4 separate regions of the Homo sapiens genome follow, and all the other regions are linked to region 2. A link is a loop called in an ENCODE intact Hi-C map of the cell type or tissue named here. Cell type or tissue: PC-3. All regions are shown on one strand. Each heading gives the region's core, and the rest is flanking DNA. Links, peaks and the distances in the headings are about the cores only.

Region 1 (5,487 bases), core at 348-5,347, 430 kb after region 2:
AGTTACCTTTACTGGTGTTCTTTATTTCTTGATGTGGCAACTTACTATCTAGTGTTCTTTCATTTCAGTATTTAATATGTCTTGTAGAAGAGGTCTGCTTGTGACAAATTCTTTCCATTTTTGTTTATTTGAGAATGAAACTTCATGTCTAAAGAACAGTTTTGCTGAATATCAAATTCTTGGTTGATACTTGTTCTTTCAGCACTTTGAATATGTCATCCCACTATTTTCTAGCTTCAGTGGTTTCTGGTGAAAAATCACCTCTTAATCTTATTGAGCATCCCTTGTACGTGATGAGCTTTTGCTACTTTCAAGATTCTTTCTTTACCTTTGATTTTCAACAGTTTGATTATGAGGTGTCTTAGTGTGATGCTCTGAGTTTTTCCAACTTGGAATTCATTGAGCTTCTTGGATTTGTAGATTCATGTTTGTCATCAAATTTGGGAAGGTTTCACCCATTATTTCTGCCCCTTTATCTGTTTTCTCTCTTTCTGGGACTCCCACTATACAACTAATGGTATGCTTGACAGTGTCCCATAGGCCTCTGAGGCCCTGTTCATTTTTCTTCATTTTTTAATTTCTTTCCTAAGAATGAACAATCTCAATTCACCTATCTTCAAGTTCACTGATTCTTTCTTCAGCCTAAAGAAATTTGCTGTTTTTCCCCTCTGGTACTTTTCAACCCTGAATTTTTATTTGTCTGCTTTTATAATTTCTATCTCTTTATTGGTATTCTCTATTTGGTGAGACAACATTCTCATTTAGTTTTTAAGATATGGTTTCCCTTCACTGTTGAATATATTTAAAATAGCTAATTTAAATTATGTATTTGTCTAATAAGCCCAAGATCTGGGCCTCCTCAAGAACAATTTCTATTGATTGTTTTTACTCCCATATTTGGGGCATATTTTCTTGTTTCTTTTTATATCCTATAATTTGTCATTACAAACTGGACATTTTGTATAATGTGATGTGGCAACTCTGAAAATCAGATTCTTCCTCCTCCCCATGGTTTGTTGTTGTTGCTGTTTGGTGTTGTTGCTCTTTGTTCAGTGACATTCCTGAACTAATTCTGTAAAGTCTGTATTCTTTGTCTCTACTCAGCTTAGTAGTTAATAATTGTACCGTCATTTCCTTAAATGCCTTGAACCAATAAATCTGAGTCTTTGCTGAGGGGTTCTCTGTGCATGTTAGGACACACCTTTAACACTCAGCCAGTATGACTGTTCTTACAGTTCTTGTCTAGATGCAGCCATTTTTCTTTAATTGTTATAAGCCATTGGTTAATTTACAGAACTAGTTTAGAACTCTGTCTTAGCCTTCCCTTTCTGCTTATGCAGAAGCCTAAGGTCAGTCAGAGGTGACCTTCTCAGTTATTTCTTGAGCATGTACGCAGCCCTGAGTATGCACTCAAACCTGTACATGTGAACATGTGTGTAGCCTTCTAAATTTCCAGGAATATGTGACAGCTTTTCAAGGCCATCTATGAACATCTCATTCCCTAGTTTTTCCATTTATGTTTTTTAGTTAGCTTGTTATTTGTCTCAACTTTTACCACTGCCTCAGGCAGCCATGATATTAAACAATTGTTGCCAATTGTTTTTGACAAATGCCCTTGAGGAGAAGGCAGTTCACACTGGATGAGCTCTGAGTCAGGTCAAATAAAGACAAGCATTGTGAGTGAGATTTCCCGGGGAACTATAAAATAGGTCAAATTATGACAGTTCTCTAAGAATGGAGCTTTGAAAGAGCTCCAACTCTGTTCTGACTCACCCAGTGGCTACCAGGTTGCTGGTTTTCACTGCAGTTGCATAGATCAAGCACACCTAAGCCAGTCTTTACTTCTTTACTCTGCAGGCTATTAGTTTTCAAGGCTATCACAGAACTGGGGAGAGGAAGATGGGAAACGGACAAGTTAAAATATCAGAAGCAGCCACTAAGCCACTATACCTCTAGGATCTTTTCCATTTTCCAAAAGACAGTCTTTCATAAAAACCATGAATGCTTGGAGAGATCAGAAAGGGCCTTTTATCTTTTGGTCTTTCCCCAATCCCATCCTACTCCAACTCCAAGGAATACCTGGGTGGACACCATAATGTTGGAAACTGAATACAGACTTTGTATTAGTTTCCTATTGATGCTGTAGCAAATTGCCATAAACTTAGTGGCTTAAAATAACACTGATTATCTTACAGTCTCTTAGGTCAAAAACATGAGTACAGCATGGCTCAACTGAATCCTCTGCTTAGAGTTTCTCAAAAAAAAAAAAGGCAGGAGATCAGCAGGGTTATGATACTTTCTGGAGGCTCTGGGGATGAATCTGCTTCCACGCACATTCAGGTTGTTGGCAGAATTCAGCTCCTTGTGACTATAGGGTTAAGGTCCCTGTCTCCTCACTTGTTGCTAGCTATAAACCTTTCTCAGTTCCTTATGGTTGCCTTGCATTCCTCATTACATTGCCCACTCCATCTGCAAGTCTTTTTCATGCTTCAAATTTCTCTGACTTCCTCTTCTGCATTTAAGAGTTACTGTGATTACATTGGGTCTGCCGGATAATCCAAGATAATCTCCCTATTTTAAGGTCAACTGATTAGTAACCTTAATTGCATGTGTGAAATCCCCTTTGCCATGTAACATACTATAACCACAGGAGTAGCATCAGAGGGTGGAGATCATGACAGCCAAAATTCTGCTTATCACAGTCTGCCCTCTGGTGGCCCCTATAATTCCCATCTATTCCATATGCAAAATATATTCACCCCATCCCAAGGTCCCCAAAAGTCTCATCCCATTACAGCATCAAATCAAAGTCCAAAAATCTCATCTAAATCTCACTAGTTCAAAAGTTCCACATCTTGTCATTTACATCATCTAAACTAAGTACAGATATGGCTCAGGATATAATCCCTACAACTTCTGGGGCACAATTCCTCTCCATCTGTGGATGTATGAAACTAAAGAAACAAGTTATCTGCTCTCAACATACAATGGTGGGACAGGCATCGGGTAACAGTTAAAGACATTATGTTTTTAAAAAAGAGGAAATGGAAGGTAAAAAGGAATCATTGACCCAAAGCAATTTTTAAGTCCAGCCAAACTCCATTAGGTTTCAAGGACTAGAAATAATCCTCTGTTGGCTCTCAACTTTACCTTCTGGGCTCTCAGCTTCACCCTCTGGACTCTTGGTCCCACCCTTTGAGTCATCCTCCCTTTTTTATGAAAGTTGGTATTTGTTTGTACCTAAGTGTTTATATCAGCTTGCTGCCTGCCAGCAGAGTTTGGGGGATATAACAGCCTTCTTCCATTTAAGATATTCTCTGTTCCTTTTGGTGCAAGCCAACAGTGTTTCTATTAGTATACAATTCTTAAGAACTTTGGGAATCTCCCATGGATGTCACGGAATGAAAGCCAGGTCCATAAAATTTTTGAAATAACTTCATCTGTTTTTGACTTCTGCTAAAATGGCTGAGGGATAATGCTCTTAAGCTTTCTAAATACCCCCTGGTTTGATTGTGAGAATCTGTGAGTCACACATTTAACCTCTTTAGAGAGCCTCTGTGTGACTGAATACTTTGACCTTGGCAATCCCAATAGACTAAGGATTTCCCAAATCATCAAGTACTGGTTCCCTTTTGTTTAATGGTTCTTCCCTCAACTTCTCTCTTTCCTCTCACATTTAGCTAAAAAGAAAAAGAACAAACCAATGTGTACCTTCAACATTTTGCTTGGAAATCTCCTCAGTGAAATTTATAAGTTCATCATTCACAAGTTCTGCTTTCCACATTATTGTGGGACACAATTCTGGTAAGCTCTCTGCCACCATAACAAGGATCCTGGGTAAGTCACTTCACTTCTCAAGGTTAAAGGTTTCCTCATCTGCATAATAATTCTAGTTTCAGTTTTTAGGAAAGAGAATTCCACAGAATGATCTTAATCATCTTCTGAGTGGCTTTGGATTTTAGACATCACTGGATTTCACAAAAAGAAGGATGTCATCAAATCATCCAGTGGTCACATTTTGGCTAGTTCAAGGAAAGGAGGAGGGTCAATTTGGCCAACTTGTTTGCCCATCTTTAAATCAAGAGTGGGCTGGTGGTGGGACAGGGGTCACATCTTCTATTTCCCAATGTTCAGCACAATGCCACGGCCTCACAGGTAACCAGGCAACAGTCAATTTTTAATTTAACAAACACATGTCTAGCACTTACTAGGCACTGTTTTAAGTGATGTGCATTGGGGGGCTGGGGGGCACTATTATCAGTAACGTATAGATGATGGAGTGAGGCACAGAGAAGCAAATAACTTGCCCAAGATTACAAAGTTATTAAGGAATAGAGACAGGATTTGAATCCAGGCAGTCTAACTCCAAACCCCATGCTTTTATCAACTATGTTATGCTTCCAGGGTGCCATCCTTCAGGCCACCTACTCTTATTCATCCTAACAGTGGGGTTACAAGAGGTAACAAGAGGAAATTTTCTCCAACCTCACCCCATTGCCTCCAACTTAAGTAAGAGTGGTGCTTGGAAGAAGGAAAGAGACTAGAACCAGAGTTTGGGAAGGAGGTAGAAAGTAAGGAAGTTGGATATTAATGAGCTTGAAACATAAAAAGTTCAAACTGAGTCTGTTTCTGCATGACTTCTGCCTCATTGAAGCTTGAAGCTGACTTCCCAGGTCTCTAAAGTATCATCTGGGGAGGCTGAGAAATTCTAGAGTCAGAGAGCAAACAAAGTGAAAAGGGGATCAGTTGTGGTCTTCACAGAGCCAAGACAAGCTGAACACACAGTGGGAGCCAATGAAAAAAATTTGATGGAATCATATTTTGAAATATTCTTTAATTATTGCATCTATCAGAGAGGAAGAAAGTTTTATTTAAGACCTAAACTCACTATAACCAGCCGTTCTGCCATCTAAGGGAAAATTCTTATTATTTGGAAACAGAGGTCTACATTGTTGTTTCCCCTCACTGAGGCTGGTCAGGTAAAGAATGAGAAAATGTGGAAATGTTAAAGCCTCTTTCATTCTTCTGTGCTGCTGAAGGTGAGGTCGCAAACAGGCAATGCGTGGGCCCAACCTGGCTTGCAGACCTGTTTTGTTTGGCCTGTGTATTGTCAGCCTGCACAGTGGTTTCTTTCCCCTCAGTGTTTTAAATTAGACATAGTTGCCAACATAGAAAAAACAGGCAAGTATCCTTGACAGATGTATTGCAAATAAGTTCTACTGTTCTTCAGCTTGCCAAAACTCTCTTAGTCCTGAATTCTGATAAAAAGTTCTTAACTTTAATGAAATTCAATGTATCAATTTTTTTTCTAAAGTTAGTCCTTTGTATGCCCTGTTTAAAAAACTTGAGACACATGAAGATATTATCCTATGCATTCTTCTAGAAGCTTTATTGTTTTACCTTTCACATTCAGATCTATGATACATATTGAATTAATTTTTCTGCATGGTAGGTTTTCTGGGTTCATTTTTTTCCATGTGGATATCC
Region 2 (5,487 bases), core at 372-5,371:
AACGGAGACAGAGTAACCCACCTTACTCCTTCCAACCAATGACTGAATTCCACTTGGAGGAGAAGCCTTGGCGTGTAAGACTGCCAGGTACCTCTATCTTCCCTTTACTGATCCATGCCCTCCCTCACCTGCCACCCACCCTCTCATAGATATCCAAGCAAAGACTCCCTTTCTTCCATTGGACTTTCTTCTGCCTTTGAGTTAGTGACCCCCTTCCTCACTTCTACACTGGCGTGTTTTTTGTTTTTGGTTTTGGTTTTGGTTTTGTTTTGCTTTTGCTATAGGAATGCTTACATTGCATGGTGTACCAGAAAGAGCATGGACTTATTATATAAAGTGGGTAAACACGGGCCAGTTATTCAACTTTTCTGAACATAGATTTCTTCATCTGTAAAGTGGTGTTAATAAGACCTACCTCACAGAGTTGTTGGGAAGATTAAATAATATAAAAACTAGATGTTCATTGTATCCTACCTGGTACACAATAGGTACTCAGTGGTAGACTATCTGGTATATAGTAGGTGCTTCTCCTTAGTGGAGACTTCAAAAAAGGACAAACAGGTATGAAAAAGAAACTGAAAAAGAAAACTCTACTCTTAGCACACACAGACACACAGGCATCCCGCTTCAGGTCAGTTTCCTCCATCCATCCATCCATCCACCTACTTTCCCATCCATCTGTCCATCTACTCATCCATTCATCAAAAAACCCCTCGAAACCTTAGTATCCCTTGTGAGCCAGGTATTGTGGATACAGAAGTAAAACAGACATAGACATAGACATGTAAGAAGTTTACAGCTCATTGCTGACAATAGCTGCATACCTCTACCTTTGGGAATCCAGGGGTACCTGGATGGAGGTGGAAACAGGAGATCAGGGGCTCAGTTCCACACTGATAAGTCGTTTATTCTTGAAGTCCTTCCTGTGTGAAGGATTCTTGCATTCTCCTATCAAAACAACTAGGTATCCCTTGAGATTTGATGGGAAATCATCCCCATTAAGTTGCTGCAGCCTGAAAGAGACCCCCAAACTACCAAGTTCTAAGAAATTGGGACTTCTTGGCTGGTCTTCCCCATGTGCCTGAAGAGCTCCTGTTTTCCTGAAGACCAAAGGAATGGTGACTCCAAAATATGTTCCTTCCCAGTGGGCCCACTGGAATCCACTGGGATTCTTAATCTGCTTACTATATTAATAATAAAAGCAGGAATGCTTATCAAGGCCAAATAGGGTTCTAGGTGCTTGACATATATGTTAATTTCTCATGGTGGCAGCAACTCTGGGAGGTGAGTGTTGTATCCTCATTTTATAGCGGAGGGGACTGTTGACATCAGAGAGGTTAAGTGACTTAAGGTTTACAAATGGAGTAAGAGTCATAACTTGAACTCATATCCTACTTCAAAGCCTGTGCTCATTTTAATTTTGTGCCATGATGTTTCAATAAGTATGCTCTTACATTACATGCTGCTGCTTTTCTCTGCCACTTACTTGTTGAATGTCCTTGGCCAAGCTTGTTTCCTTCTTCTTTTAAAAATTTTTTTTGGAAAAATGTTCAGGTTTTTATTATGGTGAATGATGAATTTTTAACATACCCCAAAGTAGATAGAACTTTACCATGAAATTCCACATACCCATCACACACATGTAACAACCATCTAGGGCCCATCTGCCCTGTCTATACCCCCTGCACTTCTTCCTTCCCAGCTTGGCAGTGTCAAAAATCAAACCCCATTGGTCTGCCTCCAAAACCCTCCACCAAGCTGGTCCTTGCTTTGTCCTAGCACTGGGCTTTATTATAACATTCCTAAGGTCCACTTAAAATTATCATTTCCTGGCACATTTCTCTTTTTTTAAAAAGTCATTGTCAAAATGAATAAATTTGATAGAACATTCAAATGGACTATAGAGAACATTTCAGGGCTTATCCTCAGATTTCCATTTGCCAGGCAAAGTTCGAAGGTGCCATTATTAAACTACCTTGGTGATTGTTGAGACGATGTTAAAATGGGATAGAATTCAAAGCTCTTTTGCTCCAGCAAACAGAAATATATAACCAAGTCGCTGGCTTGCCAATTGGGGAGCACAAGTTGTTCCTTTTCTTCCCCTTAATTACCTCTCAATGGAACATTCTAGAATACCCAGGGGGTAAGTTTCCACTAATCTTCAGGCCTCTTTAAAACCTAGGGCTGACACAAAAGCTAAATATAGAACAATATTCTACAAACAAAGTCCTGAGTCTAAGGACCCAAATGAGTCAGACATTGTTTTCAATCATGGCTTACAAAGAAAGTAGCCTAAATTGTGCTAATGGCTCCAACACCTCTGGATAGTATTATACTGAAGTACAAAAGACACAGAAGATCATCTCCAAGGAATGTATAATATGGTTGAGTCTATGGACTATGCCTAAATAAAATGACAGAGATAGACAGGTATACAGTGATTATTACAGTGACTGCACACTATTATACATATGTGTATTTGCATGCACATGTACACACACACACACACACACACACACATCAGTGGACCACTCCATCTCAGATGCACAGTCGCAGTATGATGCAAACACACAGAAACACAAGACTATCCAGGAACCACGAGAGTCAGAAGCTTTAGTTTTGGTTTCAAGTTGGCCACCTCAGATAAAGGCAGCCGGAGGGAAATGAGGGAGCCTGCTGGACAATATTCTCAAGATTGGAAATATATTCCATTCCCGGTTCAGCCAGTAATGAGTCATTTCTTTCAGCAAGCTCTGTCTCAGTCTTTTTGTTTTTAAGACTCCTTCCATTCTATGATGCTATAAAGACCCACTTGAAAAACAACCAGCAAGGTCAATTTCACACAGTATGGATTTGTGGGGCAAGCAGTGTGATCCGGGGTCACACATTAGTTGGTGCACCTCGGGCAATTTATTACACAGTTTAAAACTACGCAGTGTCAAGTGAGTTTGACCTGGGCACGAAGGCAGAAAGCATACCTATTCTATGTGAAATTTTAAGGGCAGGGTGGAGGATTCTGTCTTCATACCAAATACCATGGAAATAATAGAGACAGATGTTTTCCTACCCATTATAAGGGCTTAAAATGTAATCTGCAAGTATGCATCGGCTTCTGATCTCGGCTAGTAGATCTTGGGTTTGGTTGTGGAAGTGCAAAAATTGCTGCGTTGACACCCTTTGGCCACCAGAGAGCTCCCTGCATCCAACCAGGGGTGCCTATTGGATCAGCAAGCACAAGTTTGCAAAATGCAGGGTGCCCTCCCTACGACCTAGAGCACAGATTCTATTGCTATCTCTTACACCAGCAAAATCCACTCATTTTCTCCATCAACAGTAACTCTGGCCTTGTCCTTTTGCCTTTTACAATGTGGGACTTGATGTATTCAGGAGGCAGAGGATTAACATGGGTACCAGGTTCCACATAGGACAAATGATTCCCCAGCTGTGGGGTAAAAGAAGTCCTGGCCTTCAGATTTATGTGTTGCTTATGGCTACCAGAGCCAGTGACTATATGGAACACAGTACTCAAGAAAACTTCTTTTTATAGGTTTTATTTGGTGGCGATTTTCTTTTTCTATTCAAGTGGAAAAATATAAACTAGTATAAAGAAGAAAATGATGATAATCCATCATTCCACCATCTCAGAGAAAATTACTAAGATTTGGACATAGTTCCTTTCATCTTCTTGGTTTTTCTTTGTATGTGTGTGTTGGGGGGGATGTGTGTGTATTCTTACATAGTTGGAGTCCATTTGTATTCTGACATTTTTGGTAATTTTTCTAACCTGATATGATATTTTCTCTTAATTTTATAAGTGTTTTCCACATCATTACATGCACAATGCAAGACAGCTTGGAGAATTCAGAGGCACAGAAGAAAATAAAAAACCCTTGTTTTTTCAGTACCCAGAGATAATCATTTTCACATTTTGGCATTTTACTGCCAGTCATTTTTCCATTTATGGTGTTTGTTTTTATAAAACTGGGACTATACTATATATACTGTTTTATAGACTGCCCTTTTTAAATAATTTTATATAACAACCATTTCCTCCATATCATTAAATATCTTCCCAAAACATGATTTTTAATATCTGGGTAATACTAAAAACCATGAATGGAGCTTAATTCATTTAATAAATTGTCTGTTGTTGATCATTTGTGATGAATCCAATGTTATTTATTCCAGATAGCACCAAGATGAACAACTTTATACTAATCGTATCCTATCATATCATCATAGATGGTCCACCTAGCATAAGCTTTTAGATTTTGAATTACCAGATCAAAGGGTTCGAACATTTTCAAAAGACAGATTCCAACTGCCACACAGTCCCCCAGAAATGTATCATTTCATATTCCCATTAGGAATATATGAGAATCTCTGTCTCATCACACCCTCACCCATGCTGGGGATCACCAATTTAAAAAATGTTTGCCCATTTGATACATACACACTTGCACACACACAGAGAGTTATTTCTCATTGAACATTTAAAACTTCATGTATTGCTCTCAAACAAGGACATGAATAGACAATTCTCAAAAGAAGATATACAAATGACCAACAAACACATGAAAAAAATGCTCAACATCACTGATGATCAGGGAAATGCAAATCAAAACCACAATCCAATACCATCTTACTCCTGCAAGAATGGGCATAATCAAAAAAATATAAAAAATAATAGACATTGGCATGGATGCAGTGAAAACAGAACACTTCTACACTGCTGGTGGGAATGTAAACTAGTATAACCACTATGGAAAACAGTGTGGAGATTCCTTAAAGAACTAAAAGTAGATCTACCATTTGATACAGCAATCCCACTACTGGGTATGTACCCAGAAGAAAATAAGTCATATGAAAAAGATACTCACTCACGCATGTTTATAGCAGCACAATTCGCAATTGCAAAAATAGGGAACCAACCCAAATGTCCATCAGTCAACGAGTGGAGAAAGAAAATGTTACCCACATACACACATACATACCATGGAATACCATGGAATGCTACTCAGCCATAAAAAGGAACAAAATGATGGCATTCGCAGCTACCTGGATGAGATTGGAGACTATTATTCTAAGTGATGTAACTCAGGAATGGAAAACCAAACATCGTATGTTCTTACTTATAAGTGGGAGCTAAGCTATGAGGATGCAAAGGCATAAGAATGACACAATGGATTTTGGGGACTCAGGAGTAAAAAGAGTGGGAAGGTGGGGAGGGATAAAGGACTTCAAATTGGGTTCAGTATATACTGCTCAGGTGATGGGTGTACCAAAATCTCACAAATCACCACTAAAGAACTTACTTGTGTAACCAAATGCCACCTGTTCCCCAAAAACCTATGGAAATAAAAAATTAAAAAATAAAAATAAAACTTCATGTATTGGCCATTTGTATTTCTTCTTTTGTGAATTATTGAGAACCTAGTAAGTATCTAACACTGTGCTATGTGTTGAAAAACAATTATCACTAAATCT
Region 3 (5,487 bases), core at 15-5,014, 92 kb after region 2:
TTGTGCTGGCAGTTGAGTTTCAGCCTGAATGCTGAAATGCACATTTGTTAACTAGAGCATGGAGAAGGTTCCAGGCAGAAAAGGGGCATGGAAGGAGGAGAATAAATGGAGAGGGAGAGGGCAGTGTCTGTCCACTGCCCTTCACTCTCCTGCTCCAACCGCAGAGATTAAAGCTGGGCAGAGTCAATGAACTGCCCATGAGATCGTGTTCATGTGACCTTCCTGTGAAACTAGCCCCTCCCAAGCTTTGGAAGGAAACTTCCAAATATTCAACAAGGAGAAGGGAACATTAACCAATGCAGGAAGAAAAAAATGGAGGAGACCCGAGGAGACAAATAGGCCCTTTTTTCCCGAGTGTACACAAGCTACAATTTAGAATAGCACTTAAAATGTTGGCCTGTCATATCGAACATTGAGGTAAATAAAAAGAATTAACTGAGTTCAATGGACTCTCCACCAAACAATTGAAACTGGAAGCATAAACGTCAGAAGTAACCCCATGGGGAAACTTTTCTTTGAAGATGTGCCAAAGACTCTTAATATTCCCAAGCAAGTTGGCCTAGAGCTGCATTTTCTCACAAGGATAGTGATCATGTTTTCTATGAACCCCAAATCTATATACTTGGTTTCTCGCTGAAAGGGAATATCTGAAATCATCACCGTCCTGGAACATTCAAGACTTGTTGTTACCCAGCCCACACATCTTTTTGTTTGTTTGTTTGTTTTTGAGACAGGGTCTCGCTCTGTTGCCCAGGCTGGAGTGCAGTTGGTGTAATCATGGCTCACTGCAGCCTTGACCTCCCAGACTCAAGCATTCCTCCCATTTCAGCCTCCTGAATAGTTGAGAATATAGGCGCCCACCACTATGCCTGGCTAATTTTTATAGAGATGGGGTTTCCCCCATGTTGCTCAGGCTGGTCTCAAACTCCTGGGCTCAAGCAATCCTCCTGCCTCTGCCTCCCAAAGTGTTGGGACTACAGGTGTGAGCCACTGTGCGGGCCCCACCCACACACCTTGACCTTCTCTTATTTCCACCTTGGCTATGGTCTCAAGGAAGTAAGTCCTTCTAAATATCCTAATCCCCCCACTTTTTTTTTTTCTTGAGATAGGGTCTTGCTCTGTCACCCAGGCTAGAGTGCAGTGGTACAATGACGGCTCACTGCAGCCTCAACCTCCCATGCTCAAGTGATCCTCCCATCTCAGCCTGGGCCCACAGGCATGCACCACCACACATGGCTGATTTTTTTTCTAGAGACAGGGTTTTGCCATGTTGTCCAGGCTGGTCTCAAACTCCTGGGCTCAGGGAATCCTCCCTCCTCAATCTCCTAAAGTGCTAGGATTACAGCTGTGAGCCACCCTGCCTGGCCTGATCCCTTTCTTGATCTCCTCAAGAAGGGCTATTAGCTCTGGTCTATTCTGACCTCCCCATAAATCAGAAATGCAGCACAACTTTTAAAGAAAGCTCTAATAATAGATGTCACTTATTGAGTATTTACAATGACAGGCAATTTACACAACACTATTTCACTTAATCTCTCAAATAACCCTTTAAAACAGGTACTATTATCCCCACTTTCAGGTGAAACAATTGAGTCTGGGAGCAGGTAAGGGACTCAACTAAGAAAGTTCGCACAGCTGATAAGCACTGGAATCAAGATTCAAACCCCAGTCTGCCTAACGCAAAAGCCACACACACTTGTCCCTACTCCATGCTACCTTGAACCCTTGTCATTCTCTTCTGAGGGAGCATCTGACAGTATGTGCAGAGGCGTAAAGTCTTCCATCAAGTTACCGCTTAAAGCTCATAAAGTCCTTTCCCTAGCTTCACATAGAAAAGGAGGCACAGACCTAGCTATTTATTGCTCCTGCTGCTTGATCAGAGTGGAAGTTCCAATCAGACACCGCAGGAGGAAACGTGGCCAGACATTACAACCAGCAACAATGGGATCACAGCCAGGGCATTTCTATGAACCCTTCCCTCCTCCTCCACAACCTTCAGAAGACAAACAAATGATAAGACACAATCAGAATCAAGGAAGGCTCCCAGCAAAATCAAACCTGACCTCAGCCTAACAAACATTCACTTCAATCATCTGGGTTCTCCAGCTTTATGGCTTAAGGAAGTAATTGCATCCAACACTCTTGTGTCTACTGTTTGTTCTCCATGCCTTAAAGCCCCAGCTTGTGAATCATCTCTAGAAGCCCAGACTGGGAAAGGCACTGGCCTTCCTTTCCCATCTACTAGGGGATTAATTTCATCATGCCACTTATCCTGGTTATCAGTTCACACATGTGCCTCAGAATGCTTCTCAACATAACATCAAAGTGGTTTACAGGCACGGAGGAAGTCCCAGACTCAATTCCAGGATTAAGATTAAAACAGCAAAATATACTCAGACCTGTAGCCAGAAGAAAGACGCATTATTAAACATAGTCATTTTATAGCACTCCATACCCATGGATGTCATGCTTGTTATTTGACTATCCACATGAAGCCCATCTCCTTTCAGAGCCCTGCATGGCAATGTGTGAGAGCTGAAAGTTCATCTCCTTTCAGAGCCCTGCACCCAGGACAGGGTGCCCCACCCGGATCCCCTTTACCAAGCCTGTGTAGCTATTCTCCAGATACTGTGAGTGGTGGCTGCTAGTGTCTCACAACTACTCACTTCTCAGGAGAGTTCTCCTTGGCCGATGAGAGCCACCTTGCCTGGAAGGTAAGTCACTCCTTTCCCATGACAAAAGCTCTCTCCCTGCAGATAAAAGCAAAGCTAGGCTCCATATGAGACCACATTCCAGCTCAGCAGTGTCCTGTGCCCCATTCAGCTTCCTTCATACTCTTACAGGTTTCCCCCGAGAACTCTCTCCCAATAAATCACATGCACTAGAATCCCTGTGTCGGGTGCTGTCTCTCGGGAACCCAATCCAAGACACAGAGTTGGAAGCAAAGATAAGTTCAAGAGTAAAACCCTGCAATAAGTCACCCATGATAGCAAGATTCTGGATTTAATGCAGTTAGTGGTGGGTTGTGCTTTCAAAAAGGGGCAAAATAAACTTCTATTTAGGGGAAAGTGGATAGAATTGTGTAGGGGAAGGTGAGGCTGGACTGGGAAATGGCAGGCAACCCTGTGTCAGCAAGTGATGCAGGGAGGAAGACAGTAAGTCCCTGAGTCCCCAGTATTCTTCTGACCCAATCTCCCCAAATAGGCCAATGAAAGAGTGCCAACTCTCCAGGAGATTCCTGGAGTATCCTAGCCAACCATAGGACCCAGAATCATCCCCATGAATATTTAAGCCAGAGAGGTCCACTGCCACCAGAAACTGCAGCCAGTGCTAGAACAGATTTTGATCACACAGTCAGACTTCTGGAACTCCTGGCCAGGTAGCTATGAAGACTTGCCCAATTTTTCATCAACTTCATGGCATGGCATTTTACTTGCATACTATGAGGGAAGTTTACTGTATTATGTTTAAGGTTGTTAAATTCAAAGTGGGTAACAATTGTAACCCCATCAATTTTTATCCATGAAATTTTCTAAATCTGCATCAACACAGGGAGAGGGTTTAACATAAGCTTTCAGCATGTGAGCAGCTTAAAAAAACCTCACTCAAGTGTCCACAATGTCCAAAGAGAGAGGACATCATGGCTAGAAATTATTTATTTCGACACAGCTATAGCTTGATTAAGGTCAAGGCTAGGATCTCTTTGTTGTTTCTCCGCAATAACTCTGATCTAACCATCATGGAAGTATGAGTTTGGGCTGAGCATCTTGTTTTTCCAGATGCTCAGGGCACTATCATATTGGACCTGTGGCTAAATGGAAGGTATAGCAACATCATAGCAACAAGGCTTGTGTCATTTTCTACCCCCAAACCTAGATATCACAGATAAGCACCACATCACGCCACGAAATGAATGTTAGACTATACAAACAAGAATTAATGGCAACAACCTCTTGACTGCAACACCCTGAATTGCAAAATCAGGTGGTGTTGGATGCCCCAAGTTTTTAGTTATACTTTGTGAGAACGGTTCCTACTCCATGACTTTTGGGCGAGGCAAAATTTTTACCAGGGGATAAATCAGATAGAGGCAGGTGTGGGAAGGCCATCAAAGGGATATCTCTCGACACATCCCTTTGAGATCCCTGCAGGGACAAGATTAATCAAGTTTAGGTGAGGAGATAATGCCACAGGCACAGGAGATCTCATACCCTGCTGGTGGCGTTTCCATTGGAAAGACCACATTGGAGAATAATTTGGTAATATCGAGAAAGCTGAAGAGGAACAAACATTTTGGCCCAGAAACTTCATTTCTAGTTATGTGACCTAAAGCAATGGCTGTCAATGCTGGCAGCACATTGGAATCATCTGGGGAGTTTTAAAAAAATACAGGTGCCTGGGCTTCACCTTAGTGATTCGGATTTAATTAGTCTGGGTGCAACCTGGCAGTGGGACTTTTCAAAGATCCCTAGGCAATTCTGATGTGTACAAAAGATTGAGATCCACTGCCCTAGAGACCTTTTCCCCCATGTGCCATAAGGACATTTGACATAATTATTTATGGCAGCACTGTTTGCAGGAGCAAGAAATTGGAAGTAACCTAAATACCCATCAATAGGAGCATGCATAAATAAATTGTACTGTATTCCTTTAATAGCATTCCTCAGGGCAGTTAAAGATGAATACAGTACACCATGTGTATCGATATGTTTAAATCATAAAGCAAGTTACAGAATGACACATACATTATATGAGCTCTGCAAAATTTAAAAACATGTTAATACTATTATTGAATATATACATACATAGTAATAATATTAAAACATATCGAGGTGAGGAAATACAAAAGTTAGAATAAAAGTTAACACTGGGGAAAGGACAGAATTAGATTAGGATGGGAAAGCAGGGGCTTTCAATTCTAACTAACATTTTATTTCTTTAAACAGAAAGCAGGCGTGGGAGAAACGTTAGCTTTGGTAGAACTGAATGGTTGATACATGACTGTTATGTCATTCTCTGAAAGCTTGCATAATAAATATTTAAAGCTACAGAATATAAAAGTGATCAAGCAGATAAAGTGACTCAACATACACATAAGCCTCAAATTCATCATAAACTCAACAGTACAGAGGACAGAGGTAGCAACCCCTTAAAAGAAACCAAACAAAACCTTGAAGACCTTTTACTATTTGGGCTTTATTAAGTCCCCAGAAAAACTCCAAGGCATTAGTTGCATGCTATCAAATGCTGCCATGTGTATTTAAAACAAAAAGGCACCTGTCAAAGGGAATGAACAGGGTACTGTACATTTTGCATGTTCCCATCCATTCAGCGAGCATTTCTTTTATGAGAACCTATTGTGCACCCAACCCTGAATGAGGTGTAGGGTTTCCCTTTTATCTCATCGCAATCATGAACCCAAATAACCATGAGTTTCTTTTTTCATTGATAAAAGTTTGCAAAACTGCTATGAACCACAGACACAAT
Region 4 (5,487 bases), core at 340-5,339, 180 kb after region 2:
GAACAGGGCATCCATAAATGGAAGATATCCTGGTGCCTGAGTGAACCGAGGAAAAAGTCCACACAGCCTGTTGGTTGGAAAATACAAATCATAGCATGCCAACTTTACTTTCTAAGAGGCAAATACCAGCCGCCTTTCTATTGCAGCTTGTGTGCCTGAAAATCTCCAGTACCCAGAGCGAGCCCATGCAAATGGCAACAAAAGTAGACAGAAATGCTACAGTTACCAGCTTTTATGCTTGTGGTCAAAAAAAGAATGAAGACTCTGTTTCTAAGCCCAGAAACATCGATTATTACAATATCCCAATCTCAGTCCAGACATCTCCAACTTGTGGAATGTTTGTGCCATACTCTCCCTTCAGAAATGCCTCCTCATTACAGAATTCTTGCAAAAGTGAAATAATTCCAGCTACTGTTTTTCCCATAAAAGGGACCACTGTGCTTCTGCTACTTTCCCCCAGCATGTTTCTGTAGGTGGTCATTTCAACAATAAAGGAAGTTCAAGGGTTCAAACAGATTTCCACTGTTACAGCCCAAAAATTTGAGGTTTTTTCAAGGAAGTCCCCCCTGCCGAGCAATTATGCTTGAATTCAAGGCTGGCTATTTCTTACCAAAGCTGTGGAGAGAGGAGGGCAGAGGGGAAAAGGGATAAGGAAATGAGGGAGGGAAGGGGAGAAGATAAGAGACTAAAGAAATCAGGGCACTCAGTCAGAAGTAAATGTTTGCAACTGGCCATCTGATACCATTGAGACTCGGGAACACAGAGGAGAGAGGAGTCCAGAGGATTGATTCATTCCCCATTCTTATTTTTGGCTAGTTTTTACTCTGATAGATCAATGCACTTAGGAAAAACAAATATCTAGAGGAGCCACAAGCGGGCTATACCGTGTCCCAGGGAACAAGTTCAAAAGGTCCTGGAAGGAGCCAGACAGATAGAGCCAGTGTCCCGGCAGAGAACATTTGCTTGTTCTTGGTGCAGACTTGTCATCTGCTCAGCTGTCCCCAGCGAGGTCTCCACCCCTATGTGATATCCCACAACCTCCCGGGGCAGGGCAGGGCAGGCTCAGTACCAAGATACCAGCCAACCCCCGCCCCCATGCAGTGTTGCCAAGGGCAACAGAGAACTGCAGCCTCACCATTTTCTCTTCTGCCTTTCTGTCCTCCATTCTTGAACCCTTGCTGCTCTGCCTCTAATCTTTCTTTCCTCTGCCTCTGTGGAAGGGGGCAAGGAGGGGGAAGGTCTGTCTGTCTTTCTCTCTGTGTTGCCTATCCTAAAGTAGAATTCATCTAATTCATCGTTTTCAGAGTGGATACTTGAAAACATCATAGGCTAGGAAAATTCTTGTTCCCCTTTGCCGTCATGCTAAAACTCCCAGGGTCTCAGCCACCCAGTGGCTCACCTTCCAGGTCCCAGTGCAGGGAGACCTCTCAGGAAAGCATCTCTGGTGCCATTTCCTTGTCACTGCTAATGAGCAAACTGCTAGTAACGTCTTAGAGAAAACAGGCCCAAGCTAAGAAGAGGCATTCTCTAAAACATATTACCTAATTGTTTCACTGGCGCGGAGACGGGGGAGGGAGGGAACATTATGAAATAAAAGCCTGGAAAGCCCACATATTTTTAGAAGCAAATTGCACATAAAAGTACATGATCGTCAATGATTTAAATGACTGAAATGTCACACTGACATTCATGACCAAACATGCTGATGGAATTTATGAATGCACAACTGTACCTCAAGCCACCGGGATTCGTTTCTGGCCTTCCTGCCTCAGGTGATTTTTACACCTTTGTTTGCTGCTGCCTTGTACTGGGATTCACTCATTTCACAAAAAAGCAAACTAAGGTTAAGAGAATGTCAGTGGTTTTGCAGAGATGCTGCAATCAATTGCACAGAAAGCAGTAAGGGAAGAAATTCTCATCTTGACATTGTCTGGGCCAGTCCTCCTGGAAATTTGACCTGGCAGATCAAATGTCCAGAAGAAGTAGCCTGGACCTTGGGACAGTGTCATTTTGTGTGCCTGTCTGCACCTGCAGTTTAGATGTGGAAAGATCAGTTATTTCTTTGAAAAAAAATAAAAAACAGGAAAGAAAAGTTAAAGCTGAGAGTTTAGAAGGTAAGACCTGCAGCCTGATTCTCTATACGACAGAGCTTCCCAAATACAAGGCAGGACCTGGTTACAAAAGACCAAAGCTCTTGTTTAATTGCCTTCCTCTTATAAGGAAGTGCCCCAGCATGCTGATTCAAAGCATATCCAAAGTAGAAGAGTAAGATTTGTTTATGTTTATCTGCTTTTTTTGGGGGTGCAACTTTTGAAACTGTCTATCATTTCAACATTTCCAGTGTAAAAGGATTAATAGAGTGATAGCTCCCCCGAGGACAAACAGGTGAGCAGATAGTACAAGCCAGATTTATCATCCCAATAAATCCACTTTTCAAAACAAACAGTCTTCGCCTTTGGAAAAGCATGATTCTCTCCCATTTCTGGGCAAATGACTATAGTTTCTTTTTCTGGGAAGAAAGAAAAGTATTTTGAATAGGTTCTGAAACGATTAATCAATCTAACCAAGCTTGTGGTTTCATTTCAATTAATGCCTAGTTTAAAACAGCTAATGACATCAAGAGAGAATGACTCATAACAAAAGCAACTTGCACAGCCCACATTAAAAAAGTCCATGTGAATAGCATCATCACCACTAAAGAGTAATAATTAAGCAACCCATATGATCATGATGCAATGAACTTGAGAGGAGAAATGATAACAATGACAACGCTACATAAACTTTAATTGGATAAGGTAGCCACAATCCCACAGAGAATCGGACTATTTATTTAGAAAATGGAACATATTTATTGACTGTAAGACAAAATTACATGTACAGGAGTTTTTCCAGACTGATCTCAAAAAGGCATGTAAACCTTCATTCTTGTGTGTATGTGTGTGCGTGTGTGCACGCACACACACACAAGCGCTAAATACACAGGTAGTCACATATTCTACTAGGTGCCATATGGAAATCGTTTTTCAATTAGGCTAAGTTTAAAAGCTTCATAGTTAAGATCGGAGGCTGACAAACTTCAGCCCACAAGCCAAATTGACCCACCACCTGTTTTTTATAAACTTTCATTGGAACACAGCCATGCTCACTCATTTACGTATTGTCTATGGCTGCTTTCGCACTCAGTGACAAAGAGCTATGACAGAGACTTCATGATCTGCAATGCTCAAGATATTTACCCTCTGGATCTTTACAGAAAAAAAATTGTGAATCTTTGATTAAGATAATGGATACCTTCTGACTCACACATCAGTCAGCATGCAAACATTGTTCAAGTTTGAGTCAACAAGCACTAGACTTTTTTTCAGATTATTGGAAAGTGATGTTAAATATCAGGACACACTAAGCATTCAGTTAAAAGGAACTTTTGAGACTTAGCATAATTGCTGCCTTTGTTTTCTCTCTCTCTCTCTCTTTCTTCTTAAGACAGGGTCTCACTCCCATTGACCAGGCTGGAGTGCAGTGACGTGATCACAGCTCACTGCAGCCTTGACTTCCTGGGCTCAGGTGATTCTCCCACCCCAGCCTCCTGAGTAGCTGGGACTACAGGTGCATGCCACCACACCCAGCTGATTTTTTCTTATTTTTAGTAGAGACGGGGTTTTGCCATGTTGCCCAGGCTGGTCTTGAACTCCTGGGTTCAACTGATCTGCCGGCCTCGACCTCCCAAAGTGCTGGGATTACAGGCATGAGCCACTGCACCCAGCAACGCTTGTTTTCAATCTCAATTTCTTTGAAAACATTTTTGAGCTATGTTCTTGATATGATGATAGAATACATATATATTATCTTAATATATAATATATATTATAAAAGAATACATTATTTAAGTATATAAATATCATTGAAATGGAGCCACACTAATGTTACTCATCCATAGTTCAAGAGCTTCATATATGCACAAGGCTTTTCTCACTATTTCATATGAAAAGATACACTTAACACCATAATGACATTTACCATCATTCTTTATCACTTCATTCTATGTCACTGCAAACTTCAGGGAGCTATATAAATAATCAGGGGTGGCTGAACATTCATCTAAAAATCTCCTGTTACCAAAAGTATGAAACTACACATAATTCTAATACCATTGTGAAATACATCTTTCCTGGATAAAACAATCACTTACCCCTTACAAAACAGATTATCTTATTTCAAAAAAAATTACTTGCTCATGGAGAAAAAGCTGTGATTAAAAGTGCATTTGGGGTGAATATAAACATAGGGTAGGGAGCCAGGAAAAGGAAAATCTTACAGAATATGGTCATGGGTTATTCTACACTACCTGGATATATTTCAAGGAATATTTCATTTTTTCCTCTATTTCTAAGTTCAATATTTCTAATTTCATTTTTCACACAGAGCCTGTTAATTATCTGTAGGTGATATAAAATTGTCTTCTTTTTTTAAAAAAAATCTAAATGTAAGGCCTTTTGCTGTTTGAGGCTAAGGATTGAGCATAATATGCATCACTACTGTCATCTTCTGTCAAACCCACGCCCTGAAGGTGACACAGACTGTGATGAAATATAGTACGGTAGCAAGGATTGGGTTATACTGTATGTAGATGCAGGCTGTCACATTCATGATCTGGATCAAGGATACATGACCTCATTCCATGGCTAGTCAACCTAGAGCAAGTGTAATTTATTGGCGCCAGGAGGCCTCATTATGATCTGGCATTCAACACAGCCCATTCCTCTTACTGAAGTACACATCTTAACTCCCTCACAAAGAAAAATTATAGCTACGTAAGAAATCCATATTACTAGGCTTCATTTTATTGACAAGATTTCTAAGGTAGCAGAAAGAAAATAAATTTGCCAACCCATTTTGGAACATATGTGGCATATTAAAATGATTATGAAAAATGAATAAGAGATGATCATTCACTTGAAACCACGTTGAAAACATTGGGATAACCCTTTTATGATACTTAGCCAAAATCACCACCTCTTGGGAAAAGATTAACCTGCCATTGCTTAATTTAGGACTCCAAAATATCCTTAATGTCTTGAAAGCCACTTGTAACTATAATTTCTCTTTATAGTTGGACGTATCTCCACCCACACCACACTGCTTTCTAAGTTTCACACAAAGACAATATGGTGTGCTGGCTCCTTCCAAATGATTCATAATGAGCTCTTTTAAAGAAATTTGGAAGATATAGCCCAAGAAGCAGAAGTTTCCTTTGACTAAATAATAGGATTTTTGCCTTTTTTGATGCAAAGGCAAAATTTTGGAGCAAGGAAGAGGTGTGATATAGCATATAAAATTGGAGGCATATAAGATACTAACATCTGCTCATGGGCTTATGTGAGAGTTTTCCAGGAACGTTCTATTATAAGTAATTTAAACAAAGGCAGCCATTTCAAAACCAATGGAAATGAAGGCCTGCATTTTGGGAACGCCAGGAAAGGGAAAGGA

What was found. Peaks named below come from ENCODE experiments on the same cell type or tissue, not always from the same donor. Only the 100,000 strongest peaks of a DNase experiment are listed, where the experiment ranks them.
Region 1: a loop joins it to region 2, with 11 times the contacts of the local background. A loop is called at or near these places in 2 of 110 quality-filtered maps.
Region 3: a loop joins it to region 2, with 6 times the contacts of the local background. A loop is called at or near these places in 2 of 110 quality-filtered maps.
Region 4: a loop joins it to region 2, with 7 times the contacts of the local background. A loop is called at or near these places in 4 of 110 quality-filtered maps.

Annotation. Positions count from the first base shown.
Region 1 is chrX:17,158,401-17,163,887 of GRCh38, reverse strand. It overlaps LOC124905252 (a long non-coding RNA gene), which reads left to right and starts at 3,736. Exons shown (of 3, transcript XR_007068400.1): 1 at 3,736-3,804. It also overlaps a transcript of REPS2 not described here. In PC-3, for the core only: a CTCF peak has its summit at 2,744 (motif pointing left); no DNase peak of the experiment used is centred there.
Region 2 is chrX:17,589,044-17,594,530 of GRCh38, reverse strand. All of the region lies in intron 1 of NHS (NHS actin remodeling regulator), which reads right to left. Among named protein-coding and RNA genes, the nearest start is that of NHS-AS1, 33 kb to the right of the region's middle. In PC-3, for the core only: a CTCF peak has its summit at 3,187 (motif pointing right); a DNase peak (open chromatin) is centred at 3,190; H3K4me3 peaks cover 896 bases; H3K27ac peaks cover 1,293 bases.
Region 3 is chrX:17,496,968-17,502,454 of GRCh38, reverse strand. The region is part of intron 1 of NHS (NHS actin remodeling regulator); the gene reads right to left. Among named protein-coding and RNA genes, the nearest start is that of NHS-AS1, 59 kb to the left of the region's middle. In PC-3, for the core only: no CTCF peak of the experiment used is centred there; a DNase peak (open chromatin) is centred at 2,104; H3K27ac peaks cover 2,888 bases.
Region 4 is chrX:17,410,591-17,416,077 of GRCh38, reverse strand. All of the region lies in intron 1 of NHS (NHS actin remodeling regulator), which reads right to left. Among named protein-coding and RNA genes, the nearest start is that of MIR4768, 13 kb to the left of the region's middle. In PC-3, for the core only: no CTCF peak of the experiment used is centred there; a DNase peak (open chromatin) is centred at 3,257; H3K4me3 peaks cover 1,320 bases; H3K27ac peaks cover 3,938 bases.